2 separate regions of the Homo sapiens genome follow, and region 1 is linked to region 2. The links are chromatin contacts, found by Hi-C or POLR2A ChIA-PET in ENCODE. All regions are on one chromosome and are shown on one strand. Each heading gives the region's core, a stretch centred on a gene start or an enhancer-like site at or near the end of the contact. The rest is flanking DNA. Distances are from core to core; before and after follow the strand shown. Region 1 has its middle 31 kb from the start of TPRG1-AS1. Region 2 overlaps LPP (LIM domain containing preferred translocation partner in lipoma).

Region 1 (2,700 bases), core at 74-2,573, 630 kb before region 2:
GGAGAAATAGGTAGAATTATTCGAGAGAAAGCTGCTCCTTTGTTTGAAAAACACATTTATCAGCATTTTGGTTATTATGCAAGGGCTGGGTCCAGGATCATACTGGAAGAGTGAGCTAAATCAATGAAGAGATGCATTCCTTTGCGTAATAACACACAGTGCTCTCTTCCTTAGGCAGAGATTTCTAGAATATGTGCATATGAAGAGACTCCTACTTCCCCTTGAAGGTTGAAAGGATAAGTGCTTTGGTGATAAGATTAGATAAGGAACTCTGTTTAGAAAGAGTAGACTATGGGAAAGAGGCCAAAGGCAAGGGAATCTCTTGAATATTAGATGGCCACAGACTACATCACTATGGCTGATTTGCAGTTTTAAGATGTTTCCTATTCTGTGTCCCTTCCATCAACCAAATCTTAAATAAAAACTGCTACACAACAGCTTTGTGTCACTGAAGCAAGAGAGAGTGAACAGGTCAGAGGTGGAGTGCTGATTCCATGATCCTAATAAAAAGGTGTGAAAAGATGACATTTGTTAGAACAGTTGACAAGGAAGCCAATGGTGACTGGTGAGAAGCTGAAGAAGGAGCTTGGAGAGTGAAATGTCAATTGGCAAGAAGAGGTAATCTTTCCCTAAAATCCTCCAAAGTATTGGATTTCTTGTGGTATGAAGGGCTAGAGGCTTGATATTTAATTTGTATGTAAAGGTGAAAGTGACAATTTAGAAGACTGAGGACACAGGGCTGAGGACACAAGTAAAGATTGTCTGGCTCAGTTTCAGTCCTGGTTAAAGTTCACAGCACCTGAAAGGTATTAAGTGCAGGAGGCTTTCCAGGCTCCTTTGTTCTGGGAAGCAGCAGAAAATGATGGAAGGTACCTGGGCTTTCCAGGGCTGGTCCTAAATTCCTGACCTGTCACCTCTAAGCTGGGTGGCCTTGCTGAATTCCACCTGTCTGAGCCTTAGTTGGCTAATGAACATTGAGTAATTCCAAACCCATAGGATACTAATAGGATGATGGGAGGTAACGGTTTAAACTGTCTAGCATACTGTAGGGAGTAAATGAAAGATTCAGTTTCTTCTCTAAGAGGAAATGTTCACATTGTTCAAATCAAAGAAGAGTTGTCATGGGGGAAGTGGGCAGATTTGTTGAACTGACTTCTGTGTGGTGTCAGAGGATGTAACTAGAATTAGTGGGTGGAAATCACAAGTCAATTATAGCTCAGCCAAAAAAAAAATACAGAGCTGTTCAATTGTAGAGCTCAACAGGATGTAAGTTTCCTGTCACTGGAGATAATCAAGCAATGGCTCAGCACCTATTTGGAGGAGATGCTTTAGAGGGGATTTCAACTATCAGTAAAAGTTGAACAGTTTCAACTCTTCAGTCATTTCCAAAGCTGAAATTCCACAATTCTGAGTGTGGTCACTTCCCTTTTGTGGCATGAGTGAAAGACCAACAGTTACTAGTCCTTTTGCAAAGGCTTGTCTCTGCCCAAGGAGAGTGAGCCCAGATGTACTAACTTTTAAAATCCTGACCTTCCTCCTTCAGCATTACTGCTATATATTGCATTAACAGAAATAGCATTGCAATCTCTCCCTAGGCCATGTGTTCTGGGAGATTGTTAGAAAGATTCCCGGCGAAGTTTAGATTGAAGACAAAGATGGGGCCTCATGGACCCCTGCATCTTTTCATGCAAAATAAAATTTGAAAGATCCCTATGATTATTTGCAATGGGGTACTGGCTTTGCCAGTGTTGCTTGTTTGCTTTTCGTTTTTGTTTTGTTTTGAGACAAGGTCTTGCTCTGTTGCCCAGGCTGTAGTGCAGAGGTACGATCACAGCTCACTACAGCCTCGATCCCCCGCAACGTCCCCCCACTGCCTGCTCCCCAGGCTCAAGTGATCTTCCTGCCTCAGCCTCTCTAGTAGCTTGGACTACAGGTGTGCACCACCACATCTGGCTAATTTTTTAATTTTGTTCTGTAGAGATGAGGTCTCACTGTGTTGGCCAGCTGGTCTCAAACTCCTAGGCTCAAGTGACCCTTCCATCTCAGCCTTTCAAAATGTTAAGATTAAACAACTGCATAAGAAAGTTGACAAAGAACACAAACAGACACTTTTCAAAAGAAGACATACATGTGGCCAGCAGTAATTTAAAGAAAAGCTCAATATCACTGATCATCAGAGAAATGCAAATCCAAATCATAGTGAGATACCATCTCACACCAGTCAGAATGGCTATTATTAAAAAGTGAAAAAAACAGATGTCAGCAAGGTTGTGGAGAAAAAGGAACACTTATACACTGCTGGTGGGAGTGTAAATTAGTTTAGCCATTGTGGAAGGCAATATAGCTATTCCTCAAATACCTAAAGACAGAAATACCATTTGACCCAGCAATCCCATCACTGGGTATATACCCAAAGGAATATAAATTATTTTATTATAAGGACACATGCATGCATATATTCATTGCAGCACTGTTAACAATAGCAAGGACATGGAATCAACCTAAATGCCCATCAATGATAGACTGGATAAAGAAAACCTGGTACATATACTTCATGGAATATTATGCAGCCATGAAAAGAACAAAATTATGTCCTTTGCAGGGACATGGAAGGAGCTGGAGGCCATTATCTTTAGCAAACTAACACAGGAACAGAAAACCAAATACCACATGTTCTCACTTATAAGTGGGAACTAAATG
Region 2 (2,700 bases), core at 6-2,505:
AGCTGTATGGCCTTGGGTAAGTCCCTGATCTCCTTGGTTCTGTTACCAATACACACTCATGCACACATGCACGTATGTGGGTACACATACACACATACACACACATCCCAGACCATCCCTTCATTTCACCTAGCAGGATGGTAGCTACAGAAAGCCTCTGTCTTTCTTATCCTGCAAAACACCACAGCTACCTCCTAGGCATTCAGAAAGTGTCTCCAGACCCAGCATCTGAAGCTCTGACTTGAATCCTCCACCTCCCCCTTGGGCCTCCTGGGTCCCATCCCATTTCTCCTGCCCATCCTTCCCGTAAGCCCCTCTTCTCCAACCCACTTGCCGTTGTCCTACATTAGGCCTGTGCACCTCCACCTTGAATAAACACTAACTTGTCTCTCATTCTCAACCTTCCCTTCTAACTCCATCTTTCTCTGAGTAAATACTTCCAGCTCTGTAAGAGCTCCTCCTGGCCAGACACAGTGGCTCACACCTATAATCTCAACAACTTTGGGAGGCCGAGGCAGGCGGATCACCTGAGGTCAGGTGATTTGCCCACCTTGGCCTCTCAAAGTGCTGGGATTACAGGCGTGAGCCACTGCGTCCGGCCGAGATGCTGATTTTAGAAGGATATAAACCATATTGTGCCTAGAGAAGTGCAACCAGTTTGGTGGAGGATGTTTCCAGAGCTTTCATAGGAGGAGCTCTTTTTGTTTTATTAATTTATTTTTATTATTTTTTTTGAGATGGAGTCTCGCTCTGTCACCCAGGCTGGAGTGCCGTGGCGCAATCTCGGCTCACTGCAACCTCCACCTCCTGGGTTCAAGCGATTCTCCTGCCTCAGCCTCCTGAGTAGCTGGGATTACAGGCATGTACCACCACGCCTGGCTAATTTTTGTATTTTAGTAGAGATGGGCTTTCACCGTGTTGGTCAGGCTAGTCTCGAACTCCTGACAACCCTTCCTAATAATGATTAGTGTCTCCATTTTATAGATCTGAAAACTAAGGCCCCATGTCAAACATGTCTCTTGCAGACTTAGCACTGGAACCCAAGTGTCCTGGGCTGGCTCTTTTTCTCTTTCCTTAGTATCACGCATCCTCTTTCTACCTAATATATAGCATACTTATCTGAATGAGCCACTAGAAGCAGTAGTCAGCAGTACATGCAGAATCTGAACTGCAAGTCAGAAAAAGGTGTTTCGCAAGTAGCAATTCTAGTTAAGATCTCAACAGTGCTGTTGGGAGGCGGATTTATCAAGCACATCATGTGAGCAGTCTGACCCTGGACTGTTCCCAAAGGTCAGAGCCATAAAACGCAGCCAGAATTTCATTCAATTTCACAAATGCAGCAACTTGGCATGTCTGCTTTCCTTGTAACAGGGGCAACTGCAAAGTCTTCTTCAAGAAGATTAATAATCAAAGTCAAAAATTCAGAGGTCATCATGTAAACCACTTTCTCCTTTTTAAAAGCTAAGCTTTTCCAATATGAGGAGGGTTGACACTCTAAGAAGTTGAGAGCTAAAGAAGAGATGGCACATTCTGACCTAACTTCACTAGGAATGCCACCAGCATCTTAAGCAAACACCACCTCTCCTTGTGCCTCTAGAGAGACAGGATTAAGAAGGAGCCTGGGGAAAAGCTGATAGCTGCTCATAAAAGCCATGCTCCAAAACCAAGTTCCCAGGGGCCCTTCTAGTTCCCTGGGTTAACTGCATTTGACCTTCCAACCCCTCAGGCCTCCTCAGTAATTCAATTTAACAGTTACAGAGTGCCTATAAATGCCAGCTACTGAGCTAGCCTCCAAAGGATCAGAGATGTCTGCCCTCTGATCAGAACTCAGAAACAGATACCACCCATTGAATACAAGGTGGTGTATGAAAGTATCTCTGAAAGTACAAACTGTGTGATGGGAAATGGAGGAGGAGAGAGACTGACACCAAATGTGAAGTCAGATGTTTCTGAGAAGGTGGAATTTGAGCTAAGCATGAAGGATGCTGCCTGGCAGAGGTAGCCAGCAGGGTGGCACTGCACCTGGGATGAAGAATATGAACATGGGGTGGAGAGGCAGGGGCCAAAAGGAAGGCAGAAAGGTTGCCTGAAATCATGAGTGTAGGGTCCTAAGCAGGGATGTCACTTATGCCAGGAGCATTGGGAGGCCAAGAAAACACACAGCAAGTCTCAAGACAGAGGCTCTGAGCTCACTGCTCTTAGGAGCACCCCACCAAAATAAAGACTCCCTCTCCAGTAGCCCAAGGAGATGAACATGTGTACACAAGCCAACCTCCTGTCACCCTGCATTCCAGACAAGGAACTACACAACACATGCATCCCTCCTGCGCTACCATGGCCTCCTGAAGCTGGACAATGTTATCACAACCTCCAGTATTAAATACAAAGCAACAGTGGACCCAGAAAGTATATCAGCAGGAACCTGACAATTCAGAGCTGAGACTAGGTGTCCAAGACCTGATGTTTCAAGGACCCACAATATTATGTAAACGCCTGGCCACTGAGCCCCATATTAAGCTAAAGACAAGAGACTAAAAATATAATAAAGAAAGTATGAAAGGTAGGAAAGTATTGCAAGGGAGGGAGGGAGGGAAGGAGAGAGAAAAGGAGACGAACGGTAAGAAAACAGAATATAAGGGAAGGGAAAAGAGAGGAGGGGAGGAGAAGGACAAGGTAGAAAGACACAAAAAAAGGGAAGAA

Evidence for each region. Hi-C counts contacts between places; a loop is a spot of excess contacts on that map. ChIA-PET counts read pairs that join two places held with the same protein, here RNA polymerase II (POLR2A). Pooled maps may share reads with other maps.
Region 1: a loop to region 2 is called in a pooled map, with 9 times the contacts of the local background. The contact joins two enhancer-like sites. A Hi-C loop is called at or near these places in 1 of 168 maps with a recorded cell type or tissue (naive thymus-derived CD4-positive, alpha-beta T cell) and 9 of 50 pooled maps. POLR2A ChIA-PET finds 5 or more read pairs at or near these places in 1 of 52 experiments (activated CD4-positive, alpha-beta T cell).

The regions. Positions count from the first base shown.
Region 1 is chr3:188,915,779-188,918,478 of GRCh38, reverse strand. No RefSeq gene overlaps it. Among named protein-coding and RNA genes, the nearest start is that of TPRG1-AS1, 31 kb to the left of the region's middle. Within about 2 kb of position 1,323, at least 5 of the 41 ENCODE cell types and tissues checked have a DNase peak (open chromatin) inside an H3K27ac peak, as active enhancers do.
Region 2 is chr3:188,282,011-188,284,710 of GRCh38, reverse strand. The region is part of intron 2 of LPP (LIM domain containing preferred translocation partner in lipoma); the gene reads right to left. Among named protein-coding and RNA genes, the nearest start is that of FLJ42393, 100 kb to the right of the region's middle. Within about 2 kb of position 1,255, at least 7 of the 41 ENCODE cell types and tissues checked have a DNase peak (open chromatin) inside an H3K27ac peak, as active enhancers do.